Linked DNA regions of Homo sapiens: region 2 is linked to region 1. The links are chromatin loops, found by intact Hi-C in ENCODE. Cell type or tissue: ascending aorta. All regions are shown on one strand.

What was found. A loop is a pair of places that touch in the nucleus more often than their neighbours do. Peaks named below come from ENCODE experiments on the same cell type or tissue, not always from the same donor. Only the 100,000 strongest peaks of a DNase experiment are listed, where the experiment ranks them.
Region 2: a loop joins it to region 1, with 8 times the contacts of the local background. A loop is called at or near these places in 106 of 110 quality-filtered maps.

The regions. Positions count from the first base shown.
Region 1 is chr18:74,350,142-74,358,141 of GRCh38, forward strand. C18orf63 (chromosome 18 open reading frame 63) reads left to right here. Exons shown (of 14, transcript NM_001174123.2): 12 at 3,105-4,127; 13 at 4,316-4,405; 14 at 6,340-8,000. The coding sequence ends at 4,372. Among named protein-coding and RNA genes, the nearest start is that of C18orf63, 38 kb to the left of the region's middle. In ascending aorta, a CTCF peak has its summit at 3,221 (motif pointing right); a DNase peak (open chromatin) is centred at 3,230; H3K27ac peaks cover 356 bases.
Region 2 is chr18:74,547,770-74,555,769 of GRCh38, forward strand. The region is part of intron 1 of CNDP1 (carnosine dipeptidase 1); the gene reads left to right. Among named protein-coding and RNA genes, the nearest start is that of CNDP1, 17 kb to the left of the region's middle. In ascending aorta, a CTCF peak has its summit at 4,377 (motif pointing left); a DNase peak (open chromatin) is centred at 4,352.

The sequences.
Region 1 (8,000 bases):
GCTCATATGGTATCTCAACAGAGATAGTATATGAGGTTTTATCAGTTACTTTTTAGCTTTACCCTAGCTCCCTTGTACAGGGAGTCTTCAGAAAAACAGCTCCCTCCTCTCTCTGTTCTCTCCAGAAGTGTATATCCAACCCTGTTACAGGTTGAATTGTGTACCCCTCAGATACATACACTGAAATCCTAACCCCCAGTTCCTTAGGATGTGACCTTATTTGACATAGGGTCACTGCAGATATAGTTAGTTAAAATGAAGTTATACTGTAGTAGGGTGGGCCCTTAATCCAATATGACTAGTGTTCTTATGAAAAGGGGCAATTGGATACAGACACACATAGAGGAAGAACACCATGTGAAGGTGGAGATGGTCATCTACAAGCCGAGGAAACAGGCCCGGAACAGATCCTTTCCTCCTGGCCCTCTGAAGGAACCAGCCCTGCCAACACCTTGGTTTCAGACTTCAAGGCTCTAAAACTGAGATAATATGTTTCTGTTCTAATACAAACCCCTTCTTGATGCATGCTTTTTCACTCAGCTGAGCAATGTCAAGGGGCAGTAAGCCAGTAATTCTTCCTTGGTTAACTTCTGTATTTCTTCATTCAGGGTCATGAAACTTAGCTGGGTTTTCTTTGCACCCCTTGAAAATAATGGGCAAATTAAGAAGGATGTGCTATGCTCTGAATGTGTTTCTCCAAAATTTAAATGTTGAAACCCTAACTCCCAAGGTGATGATATTAGGAGGTAGGGTCTTTGGGAGGTGATTAGGTCATAGGGGTAGAGCTGTGCTAAACAGGATTAGTGCTCTTATTTAAAAGGCCCAAGAGAGATTTGCCTTGATCTTGGACTTCCCAGCCTCCAAAACTGTTGCTTATAAACTACCTACTTTGTTATAGCAGCCAAAAGAAACTAAGACGGTGTGTCTTCTTGCCCTGGTGGCATGGGTAAGCCTCCAACTGAAGTAATCTCCAGATAAGAAATGAATCCCAATCACCTATTTTCAGCATCGCCCCCAAATCTCACTCAATATTTTCTTGGGGACTTTCCGTTTTTCCCAAGAATAGTCAACATGGAAGGAGGAGTATTGTCCTCTATAATGACTTTCTATTATGTCAACTTAAGTATTATGGAACTAAGTTTCCTGGAATTTCCTTCTCCACATCATTTTGGTCATGGGACAATACTCCTCCCATTGAGGTATGGGTCTCGTTCTCTTGAGTCTGGATGTCCCTATGACAGAGTGATGCAACATACCCTGAGGCTAGGTCTTTAGGAGAAACAGCTTCCACCTGGTCTTTCTGGGGACATTTGTTCTTGGAACCCAATCTGTGAGAGATCCCCAGCACAGGAAGAGACTGCCTGTCAGCATTCCAGCCAACAGCCAGCATCACGCATCACATGTGAAAGAGGAAGTGACTCCAAGGTGACTCCAGCTGCAGAGTATCTAACCACACAGCATGAGAGATGCCAAACTAAGCCAAGCCAACCCCCAGAATAGTGAGAGATGATAACATAATTATTATTGGTTTTAAGCAACTAAATGTTGGTGTGATTTGTTTATGCCTAATAGATAATTGGATTAGTCTCTTACTTGTGCCTATTTCCAACTCTGATTTCCCAAAATCTTTCCTATTCTCTTCTCAACCTAATTCAACAATGGAACCTCCAGTAGTGGAGAGAAAAACCAGTCATTCAAGTTTGCATATTATTCCTAGCAGTTTTAAAATGTTTATTTCAAGCTGTGAACCTGTGTTTTGATGGGGAAAGTGAGAAAAGAACTTGGTGTTCAGTGTTTCAGGTTATTGCTACCTATCACTCTTTTACAGACAACAGGACAAGATATGTACTTTAAAAGACAATACTTCCACCAAGAGATGAGTGGATAAAATATGCTATATAAGTACAGTGGAATAGTCAGTCATTAAAAGGAATAAATCCTGACTCATGTTGCAATATAAATGAACCCTGAAAACATTATGCTAAATGAAATAAGCCAGACACAAAAAGACAAATATTGTATGATTCCACTTACATGTGGTACCTAGAATGGGCAAATTCATAGAATAGAAAGTAAAATAGAGGTTACCAGGGGCTAGAAGGAAGAGGAAACAGGAAATTACTATTTACAGAGTACAAAGTTTCTGTTTGGAATGAAAAAAAATTTTTGGAAATAGTATTGATGGTTATATAATACAGTACAGTGGTAAATGTACTTAAAGTCACTGAATCGTTCACTTAAAAATGGTTAAAATGGTAAATTTTATATTATTTATGTGTATGTGTGTGTGTATCCACAGTTCATCTTTAAAAGACTGTAAACGCTTGGCTCTTTTTAATGTATCTGACAAATTTCTTTGACAAATACTTGCTGAATTGCTACCACGTACCAGGCACTGTGGTAGGCAGTGAAAAAGTAAACATGATTAAGACACAGATAGCGCCTTCCCTGTAGTCAAAATCCCACTTATTCCTAAAGGCCCAGTATAGATGCAGCCACCTCTTCATTAATTTCTTTCAACAAGGATTTTTAGTAACTGTGAAGGATATAAGAGTAAATAAGTCATGGTTCTTACCCTCCAAGAATCTGGTACCTACTTAGGAAGATGGAATATGTGCACTAAAAGATAAGAGAGCTTACCTTGTAATATTTTTTTGTGACAAATATTATTTAATTGATAGCAGATCCTTGGAGAGTTGACAGAAAAACAGTCGCTCTGTGGTAGATTGATGGGTGGGAGAAGGTGGGACTTTGAGTATCTGAAGGAGGTCATACCTTGCTCAGTGAGCAAGGCAGCAGCATGAGCATGTTTGGAGGACAGTGGGTAGCTGTGTGAATGGTTTTTATGGTAGATTTATATGAAATGTAGTATATACCTTTATCTTAAGATAGTATCTTGGATAGTATCTAAAGGAGGATACAAACCATAAGAAATGTACTCATTTCCACCAGAAGGCTCATTTTTATTTTGTTTTTCTTTACCTGTTCTGTAAATCATAGTGTTGCTTTATATTCTTATTTGGATGATACTTTATATTTTATTTCTTTTCCATTAAGGACATTATTAACATTTTAAATTTTTTTTTAATCTCTATCCTTTTCAGGAACACAAAGTCAAGCCACCCAATTTGACCACTAAAAAAATGCTTAGGGCATCTCTGACTCAAGCCACTTCCAGAAAGCCTGCCTGTGCTCAAAGTCTTCTACCATGTTCAGTAGCAGTGGACCACAAGGTGGAGCTTTCAGTCAGCCAGCCAACATCAGGCATTTTCTCAGCTTTGCATCTCCAGCCAGAGTCTGTTCAGGGTAGAAAGAAATCCCTGTCTATCAGGGCTCCACAAGTACATTCAGAAGTATTAATGCCCAACAGAGGAAATACTCAAGTTCAGCACACAAATCTTAGCTCCCAAAGCAACATCACCCCTAAGTTTGTACCAGTTTTCAAAAATAGATTGTTACAAATGAACAAAAATACCTCAGTACTTGGCAGCCCAAAAAGAAAACAGCATGATGTGACACAATCTAAATTGTTTTCACTCAAAACTAGTATGATCCAGCATGACAAACTGAATTTAGGTCCAGCTATAAAAAACCGTTATAGTAGTAACATTCAGATGCAGGCTGCTAACAATTTAAATCAGGAGAATTCCAGACCTCTGCAAGAAAAAAATACAGAGTCTTCTGAAAATATGACAAAATTTCCCTCTTCTCGTGGAAAATCGACTGTGAGTTTAAACAAAAATAAGCAACTATCTAATAGTGCAGTATTTGTGGTGTCAAATAACAATTTAGGGGTGGTAAAAAGTGCTGTTGACTTCCAAATGAAAGGAAAAGAAAATTTAACAGGCAAAGGTATAACACAAATTTTAGGGAAAAGCCATGGGTCACTAAAACTGAAAAGACAGCCACACATTTTTGAATCAGATGGAGAAACCGAAGATCCACGACTGCTACAGCAGCAATCAGAAAATCAAGCTAAAGAAGTTGGTACAAGTGACCACAGGTTGATAGTAAGCAAAATAGCCCACAGGTCTAAAAGAAAATTATGTCCAGAGTCTTCCAAAACTTCAAAGAAGCATCATTCCGATACTGTGCACTATGGCCAATCCAGTTCTTCTAAGAAGCAGGTAAAAAAAAAATTAATCTGGCACTACTTATCATATGCTAGACCCTTAAAACCCCTAAATAAGGATTTAAATGATTTCCCTAAGATCATTTAGAACCATACTAATTAATAAACAGAATATCTACCCTAGAGCGACTGTAAGTCTATGCAGTTAATTTGTAACAAATGTGATTCTTCAATCTAATACAGATACTTGACTCGGATAAATCAAAACTTAAGAAATCTCTCATCATTCATAATGCTTAGAACATGGACCTGAAAGAAGGAAATGTCTACCAGGTAACTGAAGTGATAGCTTTTGATTTGTTTTTACATTATCTGAATTGGGATTGCCAAGTTTAGGGGTCCCCAACCTCTTGGTAAAAAGCAGCTACTTTTAAATTCTTTGAAACCGTAAAATCAGCAAAGAAATAGGACATGGTGGGAACAGTTCACTCCTTGAATAAGGACCATACACAGCAGCTGTTTTGTAATGATTTCAAAGAGGGATGGGTGCAAATGGTCCACTGTGGGCTCCCCCTCACTCTGTTCTGGGGATCCTTGCAGACTAGGAAGAGCTCACACAGCAGCAGCAGACTATCTAAAAATAGAAGATTTGAACAGCTACTACAATATCCACTTTTTGGGATACCTACCCAAGATAATAAACCTTAAATGATGTTTCAAAGGTTAATCATTTAGTTAAAATTTACTCCAAAAGTGCTACAGTGCTGGCTATGTTTAAACTTGATACTCAGTTAATAATGCCCAGTTCATGGCACTGAATTTACAACATGATACATCTGGAAATTACATTTTATTTTGTTCTGCCATCTGTTCTATTCTAAGAACAAACATATTACTAAAATACCCACAAGTTATTTTTTTACATAGAACTATTGGAATACTTTCAATTCAGATTCTTTAAGAACCAACTAGAAAACATTTTCTTTTCCAACTGCTATTTCTTCCTATAACTAATAAAATTTTCAGCCTGATTTTAATTAACCAGAAAGTATTTGAGTCTATTCCTATATACGTTATGATGTTGTATTTTATGTACTTTTTGACATCTTAATATTTTAATGCACTCAGTAGGTGACTGAGGGAAAAATGCATGTGCCTTTAAGATGTTACTTGCATTTTTAGAAATCAATGAAATCTATTCTAGGTTTCATATTGTTTTAGAAATATAGCACTTTCCCACTTTGAACTACTTAAGTCCTGACACAATTTTTAAAATTAAAAAGTCATCCAGGAGGGGGGGCTTACACCTGTAATTCCTACACTTTGGGAGGCTGAGGCAGGCAGATTGCTTGAGCTCAGGAGTTCCAGACCAGCCTGGGCAACATGGGTGAGACCCTGTCTCCACAAAAAATATAAAAAATTAGGGCCGGGCATGGTGGCTCACGCCTGTAATTCCAGCATTTTGGGAGGCTGAGGCAGGTGGATCACCTGAGATCAGGAGTTTGATACCAGCTTGGGCAACATGGCAAAACCCCTTCTCTACTAAAAGTACAAAAAATTAGCTGGACGTGCTACTCAGGAGGCTGAGGCAGAAGAATCACTTGAACCCGAGAAGTGGAGATTGCAGTGAGCTGAGATCACGCCATTGCACTCCAGCCTGGGTGACAGAGTGAGACTCTGTCCCCTGCCAGAAATATTAGCTGGGCGTGGTGGTGCATGCCTATAGTCCCAGCTACTTCGGGGACTGAGGTGGGAGGATTGCTTGAGCCTGGGAGGTAGAGGTTGCAGTGAACTGTGTTTGCCACTGCACTCCAGCCTGAATGACAAAGTGAGACCCTGTCTCAAAGTCAATAAATATTAAATTTTTAAAATAATTTCATCAGGTAGAAGGAATAACGAGAACATTTTTAATATTTTATTTGTATAAATTTGTGGGGTACAAGTGCAACTTTGTTACCTGCATGTATTGTAGGGGTAAAGTCAGGGCTTTTAGTGTATTCATCATTGGAATAATGTACATTGTACCTGATTAAGTAATTTCTCATCATTCACCCCCCCTCCCTTCTTCTATCTGTCAACGCCCTACTCTTCTTTCTATCATTCTGCACTCTATGTCCACGTGTATATATTATTTAGCTCCCAATAACAGGAATCATTATAGAAAATAATTTCCCCTAAATATAAAATTAATACATACTCCTATACTTGAGTAGTACAGAGCAGTTTCAAGAAAAAAGTAAAAAACCATCTGTAATTTCTCTTTGCAGAGATGAGCATTCTGAATATAGGATGAACACTCTTCCAGATGCCTCTCACACTCCTGTGACCATGAAATCAGCTCTACTTACTGCTGTGGAACCTCCTTTTTCACTTGACAGTTTCTTTTTATTGTTTGCATAGCATCTTGTTGTATGTGGGTTTCTGTATTTAACTAGTCCCCTATTGATAGACACTTCAGTTCTTCCCAACTTTTCACTATTACAACATCATGTAGTCTGCAGATCTTTGCAAAATATCCAATGATCTTATACAGTAGTTTTGATAGTTGAAAATATCTTTATTTTGCCCTTATTGAAATTATCAAACCACATAAAGCACAGATAAGAGTATGAAGAACCTCTAAGTACCTATCACCCAGATCTACCAGTTATTAATATTTTGCCACTGTTTCATCTGTTCCTCACAGACATGCTTTTTTTTGCTATAATCTTTTAAAGCAAATTCAAGACATCATATAATTTTACCCATAAACACCAAAGTGTATATATTTCTAACATAAGATATAGTATATTTTTTAAGAAAAAAAGAATGTGTATATATATATTACATTTTGGGGATCTCTACTATATCTCTGCAGGCTCACTAAATTTCACTTTTGCTTTTATATGCAAATTAACAGGAAGCCCTGAATAAATGTAAAAGCTATTTCTCAACAAAACTGGAGCCTTTATTGGGGTGGAGATTTCTGTTTCCACCAGTACTCATTAGCATCTTCTGTGTGCCAGGCAGTGGGGACAACACTGTGTCCATGGCAGAAATGGATGAGACAGCCGTGGCCTGAGCCCCTGAGTGCTGGTGGTCTAGTCTCAAGCAAATTCATTCTGGGTTCCTGGCACAGACTTAGGGATATGTATGTATTGAAGCATATGTCCAGAATGACCTTCTAGTCCATATTACAAATAAATTATCTAACATTTGAAAAAAAGAGAAACAGAAGTGGAGCTTCTCAGACAATGAATATTATTCTGGCTTTCAAACATTTTATATGTTTGATATACGAAATATTATATAATTGTTGTAATATATTTAAAAGAAACCAAAATCTTCATTGGCTATTCCACTGAAACAATAATTACATAAAAATAGCCACTAGAGATCCAAGTATAAGTTGAACTCTGATTTTGTAAATGTGATTTATTGTCTCCACCACTTTACTAAACCATTGCAATTAAAAGCAAAAGTAAACAAACTCTCCTTCAAACGTTAAATGTTAACTCCTGCTCCTGAAATTGTGTTTAGTTAATTAATTTGCTATATACCTTTATTGTAAGCATTTCTGTTTTCCAGAATTATCTCTATTTCCCAATTATTTTACCATTTTCATAAGGATAAGCATTTTGTCTGAAGCCCATTTTGAGTGTGCTTTTCTCATTCCAAAGTTTGTATTATAGATATCTAGTAGACTGTTATAAAGAGTGGTATGTCATTTTGTTTATGAGGCTATGGTGAAAATAACATTAGTAAATATGCATTTTTGATGAGCACAGTCATCCACAGCATGTAATCATTCCTAAAACCAGCCTTCCCCACTGTTCCATACATTCCCAGGCCACCTTCCTGCTACTGCCCAGTCACTATGCCTCAGGTAATGGACACTTACTTTATTATTACACTGAGCAAAATAATGAAAACCATACATCCACTGCTG
Region 2 (8,000 bases), 200 kb after region 1:
GCCCCAGGACCTCTCGCTTCGGGGGAAGGACAGGTTGTGATGGTAACACAGCAGAGGATGTAAACCTCCCGCTAAGAGTTACAGTATTTAGAGAAAAGACTCAGCACAGGGGCACTTGGAACTTTTGTTCCAAATCTAAAAATCTAAGAATAACCACCTGGAATAAACACAGGCCTATGCAGCAAGTGGGGTTCCCCTCAGGGTCCCATAGCCAGTGGGAGCTTACCACCCTCAGCTGGGCAACCGCCTACCCCCGCCGAAAAGACTCTCTCAGTCCAGGACTCACCCTGCGCATCCCTAACCCCAGCCCCCGCAAGCGCAACTTCCTGTTCTTCAGCTCCTCTTTCTTCTTTTTGCAAGGTCAAAAGCCAGGAATAACCTTTCGACATCCCTAGATTTTCAATGGGTGATGAGAGTTTGGATCTGTGTCCCTGCCAAATCTCATGTTGAGATGTGATCCCCAATGTTGGAGTTGGGGCTTGGTGGGAGGTGTTTGGGTCATGGGAGTGGGTCCCTCCTGGCTTGGTGCTGTCCTCACAATAGTGAGTGAATTCTTGCAAGATCTGGTTGTTTAAAAGTGTGTGGTGCTTCCTGCTCTTGCTCACATTCTTGCCATGTGAGGAGCCTGCTCTCTCTTCACCTTACACCATGGGTAAAAGCTCCTTGAGGCCTCCCCAGAAGCTGAGCAGATGCCGGCACCATGCTTATACAGCCTTCAGAACCATGAGCCAATTACACCTCTTTTCTTTATAAACTACTCAGCCTCAGGTATTCCTTTATAGCACTGCAAGAACAGCCTAACACAGAAAAGTGGTACTGAGGAGTGGGGCATCGCTATAAAGATACCTGAAAATGTGGAGGCAACTTCGGAACTCAGTAACAGACAGAGGTTGGAAGAGTTTGGAGAGCTCAGAAGAAAACAGGAAGATGAGGGAAAGTTTGCAACTTCTTAGAGACTGGTTAATGGTTGTGACCAAACTGCTGATAGTGATGTGTGCAGTGAAGTCCAGGCTGATGTGGTCTCAGATGGAAAAACTGATTGGGAACTGGAGCAAAGCTCACCCATGTTATGCCTTAGCAAAGAGCTTGGCTGCATTGTGTTCATGCCCTAAGGATCTGTGGAATTTGAACTTAAGAGTGATGACTTAGGGTATCTGGCAGAAGAAATTTCTAAGTAGCAGTGTTCAAGATGTGACCTGGCTGCTTCTAACAACTTATGTTCAGGTGTGGAAGTAAAGAAATGACTTAAAGTTGGAATTTATATTTAACCCTTTTCCTGGTTGCCCCAAGAATACTCACCAGTGGCACTTGTGGCTGCAGCATTTACCCTGAGATAACTTTGCCATGAACTATCTTGCTTTTATTATTATTTTCACATCACTCTAGTATATTGACTTTGGAAACAACAGACATCATTCTATTTATGGCATTCTGGTTTTAGTTAGTGGTATTTCCATTAACAAAATGTAGTAATTTTCAACTGCTGAAAATGTCAAATCCTAGAAAACGTAGCATTCCTACACGTGATGTTAACATTGTTCTTGAACAATTGTGGGTCAAAGATTCATTTAATGAATCTGAAATAGATGTTCTGATGATTCTGATGTTAGTTCTGTTTAGAAAGAACTCCCCGAACAGTTTTTATATTTTATTTTCACATTGAAAATCAGTCAGATTTGCTTCAGCCTCAAAGAGTGAGTTTATATAAAATTAAATGAGCACTGGCAGTGAGCTGCACTTTTTTTTTTTCTAAATGGGAAAAAGATTAAAAGGAAAGCAGAGCATAAAGTTTGGGAAATTTTCAGCCTGGCCATGTGGCAGAGAAAGAAAAATCATTACCAGGAGAGGAATTTGAACAGGTTGCAGAGCAACCACTTGCTAGAGAGACTTGCGTGACTAAAAGGTAGCCAAGTGTTAAAAGCCAAAAAAAATGAGAACAAGGTCTTGATGGCATTTCAGAGACCTTTGAGGAAGCCCCTCTCACCACAGGCCCAGAGGCCTAGGAGGACTAAATGGTTCCATGGGCCAGACCTGGGACAGCACTGCTCTGTACAGCCTCAGAAGGCTCCAGTTGTGGCTCAAAGGGCCCCAGATACAGCTCAGGCCACTGCTTCAGAACATGCAAGCTGTAAGCCTTGGCAGCTTCCACATGGTGTTAAGCCTACAGACACACAGAGTGCAAGAGTAAGGGAGGCTTGCCAGCCTCTACCTAGATTTCAGAGAATGTATGAGAAAGCCTCAGTGCCTAGAAAGAACCTAGAGGTGGAGGGGTGGAGCCCTCACAGAGAGCCTCTACTAGGACAGGTCAAAAGGAAACTATGGGGTTGGAGTCCCCACATAGGGTCCCCACTGGGGCACTACCTAATGAAGCTGTGAGAAGGGGGCCATCATTCTCCAGACCCCAGAATGGTAGATCCACTGGCAGCTTACATCCTAACCTTGGAAAAGCCATAGCGGTGGAGCTTCCCAAGGCCTTGGGAGCCCACCCCTTGCAGCAAAGTGCCCTGGATGTGGGACATGGAGTCAAAGGAGATTATTTTGGAGCTTTAAGATTTAATGACACTCTGCTGGGTTTTACACTTGCATGGGGACTGGAGCCCCTTTCTTTTGACTGATTTCTCCCTTTTGGAGTGGGAACATTTACCCAATGCCTCTACCCTGATTGTATCTTGGAAGTAAATAACTTGTTTTGATTTTACAGGCTCATAGGTGAGAGGAACTCATCTCCAGATGAGATTTTGGACTTGGGAGTTTGGAGCTAATGCTGGAATGAGTGAAGGCTGGGGGACTATTGGAAAGGCATTATTGAATTTTTTTTTTTTTTTTTGAGACAGTCTTGCTCTGTCACCCAGGCTGGAGTGCAGTGGTGTGATCTCGGCTCACTACAAGCTCTGCCTCCTGGGTTCATGCCATTCTCTTGCCTCAGCCTCTCAAGTAGCTGGGACTACAGGCACCTGCCACCACGCCCGACTATTTTTTTTTTTTGTTTTTTGTTTTTTGTTTTGTATTTTTAGTAGAGACGGGGTTTCACCATGTTAGCCAGGATGGTCTCGATCTCCTGACCTCATGATCCTCCTGCTTCAGCCTCCCAAAGTGCTGGGATTACAGACGTGAGCCACCATGCCCAGCCCATTATTGTATTTTGCAATGTGAGAAAGACATGAGATTTGAGGGGCCAGTGACAGAATGATACAGTTTGGATACGTGTCCCCGCCTAACTCTCATGTCGAAATGTAATCCTCAATGTTGGAGGTGGAGTCTGGCGGGAGGTATTTAGGTGCTGTCCTTGCAATAGTGAGTTTATGCAAGACTGGTTGTTTAAAGTGTGTGGCACCTCCCCGATCCCTCTTGCGCCTGCTCTGGCCACATGACCTGCCTGTTCCTGCTTCACCTTCTGCCATGAGTAAAAGTTCCTTGAGACCTCCTCACAAGGTGAGCTGATGCTGGCACCATGCTTCCTGTACAGCCTGCAGAACTGTGAGCCAATTAACCCTATTTTTTTTTAATAAATTACCCCACCACAGGCATTTCTTTATAGCAATACAAGAATAGCCTAATACAGATAACTAGTTCAAGGTCAAGCACAACTGTAACACACACACACACACACACACACACACACACAAACAAAAACAGAGGCATGGAGGAACAGGAGAAAAATGGATGGAGTCTCAGATCCCACTCAGATGGTGAAGGCGGGATTCATGTCCAAAGTCAATGTCCATGAACCTGGACAGCAAATTGACTATAGCAGGCTGCCCTGCTCTGTGGGGAAAAGGGAGGGAGAGGAGGAAATTCATTAAGGGAGGGAAGATGAAGTCGTGCACTTCCCCTTGTCAGACCCCTGCTGTCAGGGCCACTGTCAGGTCAGGGCATCAGGTCAGTCTTTTATTCGAGACCAGGGCTAAGCTGCTCTCCCCAGGCCAGAGGAGGAGGAGATTCCTGCTGAATCTGAACTATTCTCTCCTAACAACAATCATTGTTTTCATATTTTTTTCCTGCAGCTTATTTCCTTCTTCCAACTGTCCTTTTTTATTTTTCACTGTAGAGGAACACCAAATAATTTTTTTAATGGAACTTGTCTGAAGGAAAAATAAAAGCTCAAATGTTAATGTAGATGGATCAATTGGATCGATTGCGAAAAAAAAAAACAAAAAAAAAACCAGTAGCCACTGTTGTCTCCAAGAGCCTTTATTGAAGCCTTCCTCACACCTGAGCTCCCTCTCCGGCTACTGGAGGGCCAGAGGAGTCTCTCCCACTGGCTTCATCTGCCGCCCCTGGCTCCTGGCTAAGTCCCACAGAGCTGGGCTGGATCTGGCTTCAGCCTTCTGAGTGCAGGGTAGCCAGGGAGTTCATGAGTGGCTCATCAGCACCACCTACTGGACGCAGTTCTTACCTTGACCTTGCTTTTAACCACTGTATAGCTTCCTCTATCTACAGTTCTCATATTCAATAATATATTTGTATTGTCAAATGAGTAGTTATAGCTATGATTATTTTTAAAATGACTGTATTGTGATATAATTCTTATACCTTACAACTGGCCCATTTAAAGTGTGTAATTTTAATGGCTTTTAGTTTATTCAGAATTGTACAACCATTGCCACAATTGGTTTTATAACATTTTCATCACCCCAAATTCATTAGCACTCCCTTCCTATTTTCCCACTGGGTAACCACCAATCTACTTTCTGTCTCTATGAAGTTACCTACTCTAGACTGTTACGTAAATGGAATCACAATACATGGCCGTTGTGTCTGGTTTATTTCACTTAGCACAATGTGTTCAAAGTTTGTCTACACTGTAGCATGTACCAGTACTTCATTCCTTTTTATGTAAGATAAAAATCATTTTGTATAGCCAAATAATATTTCAGTGAAATATACCACATTTTATTTATCCATTCATTCATTAATGAACATTTGTCTTGTTTCTGCCTTTTGGCTACTATGAATAATGCCGCTATAAACATCCACTTACCAGTTTTTGTGTGAACATATGTTTTCACTTGTCTTGGATATGTACTCAGGAATAGAATTGCTGGGTCATATGGTGACTCTATGTTTAATTGATCAAGGAACTTTCCGACTGTTTTCCACAGTGGCTGTAGGCTTTTGCGTTCCCATCAGCAGTACATGAAGTTTCCAATTTCTCTACATCTTTGTCAAAACTCATTAGTGTCTGGCTTTTTAATTCTAGCCATCATAGAGGGTAGGAAGTTGTGTCTCATGTAGTTTGATTTGTGTTTTCCTGATGGCTAATCATGCTGAGCCTAAACTTTCCATGTGTTTATTGGCCATTTGCATATTTTCTTTGAGGAAATGTTTATTCAAATCCTTTGCACATTTTTAATTGGGCTGTCTTTTATTATTGAACTGTAATTGTCATTTATAGTCTCAACATAAGTCCTTTATCAGATATATGATTTGCAATCCCTCCCCCCACATTCTACGTGTTGTCTTTTCATTTTCTTGATGGTGTTCTTTGGTGCACAAATGTTTTTATTTTTGATGAAGTCCAATTTATCGATCCTGTCTTTTGGTGTCATATCTAAGAAACCATCACCTCATCCAAAGGTAGGAAGATTTACAGCTATTTTTTTTTAAGAGTTGTATGGTTTTAGTACTTTCATTTAGGTCTTTGATCATTTTGGGTTAGTTCTTATATATGGTGTGAGGAAGGGGGTGAAACTTTATCATTTGCTTGTGGATATCCTATTCTGCCAGCACTATTTATTGAAAAGACTGTTTTCCCCCATTGAATGATCTCCGCACCCTCGATGAAAATCAGTTGATCATAAATGTGAGGATTTATTTCTGGATTTTCGGTTCTATCCAATTGATATGTATGTGTGTCCTTAAGCCAGTTCACTCTCCAGAATATTTATAACTATTCTTAAACTTCACAATTTCCTCTCGATTATTATCCAGCAAAATTCAGACCCTTATTAGAACGTTTTGATACATTCTCCTACTTCAAAATGAGGAAACTTCCAGAGGTTAAAACTTCTGCCCTGAATGCCTGCCCTTCTCCAAGCTTACCCTTCCTTCCCATCAGTGTTCAGCACCAGTTTCCTCCAAGATGCTGCTGTTGACCATCCCCACCCCATGATGGGACATGGTCTGCGTTTCATGGCACATCTTACTGCTTTCCTGACAGCTGGTGAGCTCTCTGTCCTCTCAGAGCCACACATTTTTCTATAGCTCTTTGGTTGGGTCCTCGGCCACTGTGAGGCTCCCAGTCCCTGATGACAGCTGAGGAAATTCAGGCTCAGAGAGGTACCCGAAGGAGTACAGCTGGGATCTGGCAGGGCTGAACTTGGTGTTGGCCCTCCTGACTATTAGGCCTGTGGTCTCCCCGTGATGCCACCCCGACTGCACTGCTTTATCCACATGCCCTCTTCCAGCATTGACTCTCACTCTGCCACTTTGTTTTGTGAACACAGGTTCTCTGTGGTCACTCAGATTTTATGCCAGCTGAATCCTAGCTGAAAAGTTCTTGAAGCCTGAACATCCCTGTAGCATTTCAGTGCTGATCTGACAGAAGGTAGAACAGCCTGGGAGTGGCTTTCCTTTTGGGCATGGGATGGATTGACCCCAGGTGCTGAGTGACACTCTGGTTAGGGAGATGCACTCTTTATTGCCGTCTGGGACATTTTCAGTAGGACCAGATGTTTTGTTGGAAGTGAATTCCTAGAAGAGACAGAACACAGCTCCCTGTGCACAAATTCATTTCAGATGCACTGTGCAATGTGTTGGGGGGCTCGTCAGTTTGGATGCTCCCCAGCTCACCTTCACTCTATGGGGGCTTGAGGCCAAGGGATGGGCAGGAGCATGGAGGAAGATTCAGCAATGCATTTGGGAACACATGGGAAGTGATGGAGGGGCCCTGCATGGTACCCCAACAAGGGAGGAGGTCTGGTGGGAGAAGCAGGTGGGCTCCACCATGTAAGACCTGGGAGCCATGGGGATATTTGCTTTACCCCAAGGGCAATGGGACCTCTTGGAAGAGTTAAAACAGGGAGTCTTGCGATCTGCCCCACCTTTAAAAAGATCACCCAGGCTGCTTTGTGGAGGGTGGATTAGAGGAAGCCATGAAAATGACAGAATGAAAAGTGAAATATTCAACCAACTGCTTTTCAAACAGCCTTGCAGATGCTCCATTGTAAAATAAGCAACATCGGCGGGGCCACACCCATGATGAGCGTCCTCTCAAGGATGCTCTTGAGCACATCTCTCTCTCAAGGTCTCGGGGATGGCACTGAGACTTCACCAGCCTAGTTCCCCTTGTTCTCCCCGCAACCCCTGCTCACCTCCACCTACGGAAAGGTGGGCATTTGAAGAATCATAGATTAAACAAGTCAGAATTTGATAACGTAAAACATCTCAAACATTTAAAACAATAAAAGATGGGATTCCAGAGACAAAAATAACAGAGACAGGCTGGGTTAAACTCTCCCCTCCTTCCTCCTGCTGCAGGAGGGTGGGTTTGGCTTCTAAAGTGGAGCCCAGCTGGTCTCCTGGGGATAGCTGGTGGCTTTCCTAGCCAAGAACCTGACGTAGGCGGTCTGACCAAGGGCTGCAGCCCCCTTGGCCCTTCCCAGCCCTCGCTCCCTCCCTCCTCTTCTCCAGCCCGCCTCTGATGGCTCGGGCTGCACTGGGGGAGATGTTGCTGATGGCCCCTCCAGATGTGCAGGTGGCCCCTGGGTCTGATGCTGGCAGCTCCCACTCCAGACAGGGCTCTGGGGGGCCTCTGTGAAGGGGTGACCTTGCCCACTTTGCCACAGGACCTTCCTGTCAGGGGTCAAGGAGGAATGCTGGCTCTTAGGCTCCCAAGGACACCCAGGTGGAGTCATCCCAGAGGTGGACGGGCTGGGGAGACTGAGAAGGGGTCAGGGAGGGGAGAGGAGGGAGGAGACAGGGTTGTGGTTGGGTCTCTCAGAGATGGGGTTGCACCATGTTGGCCAGGCTGGTCTTCAACTCCTGACCTCAAGTGATCC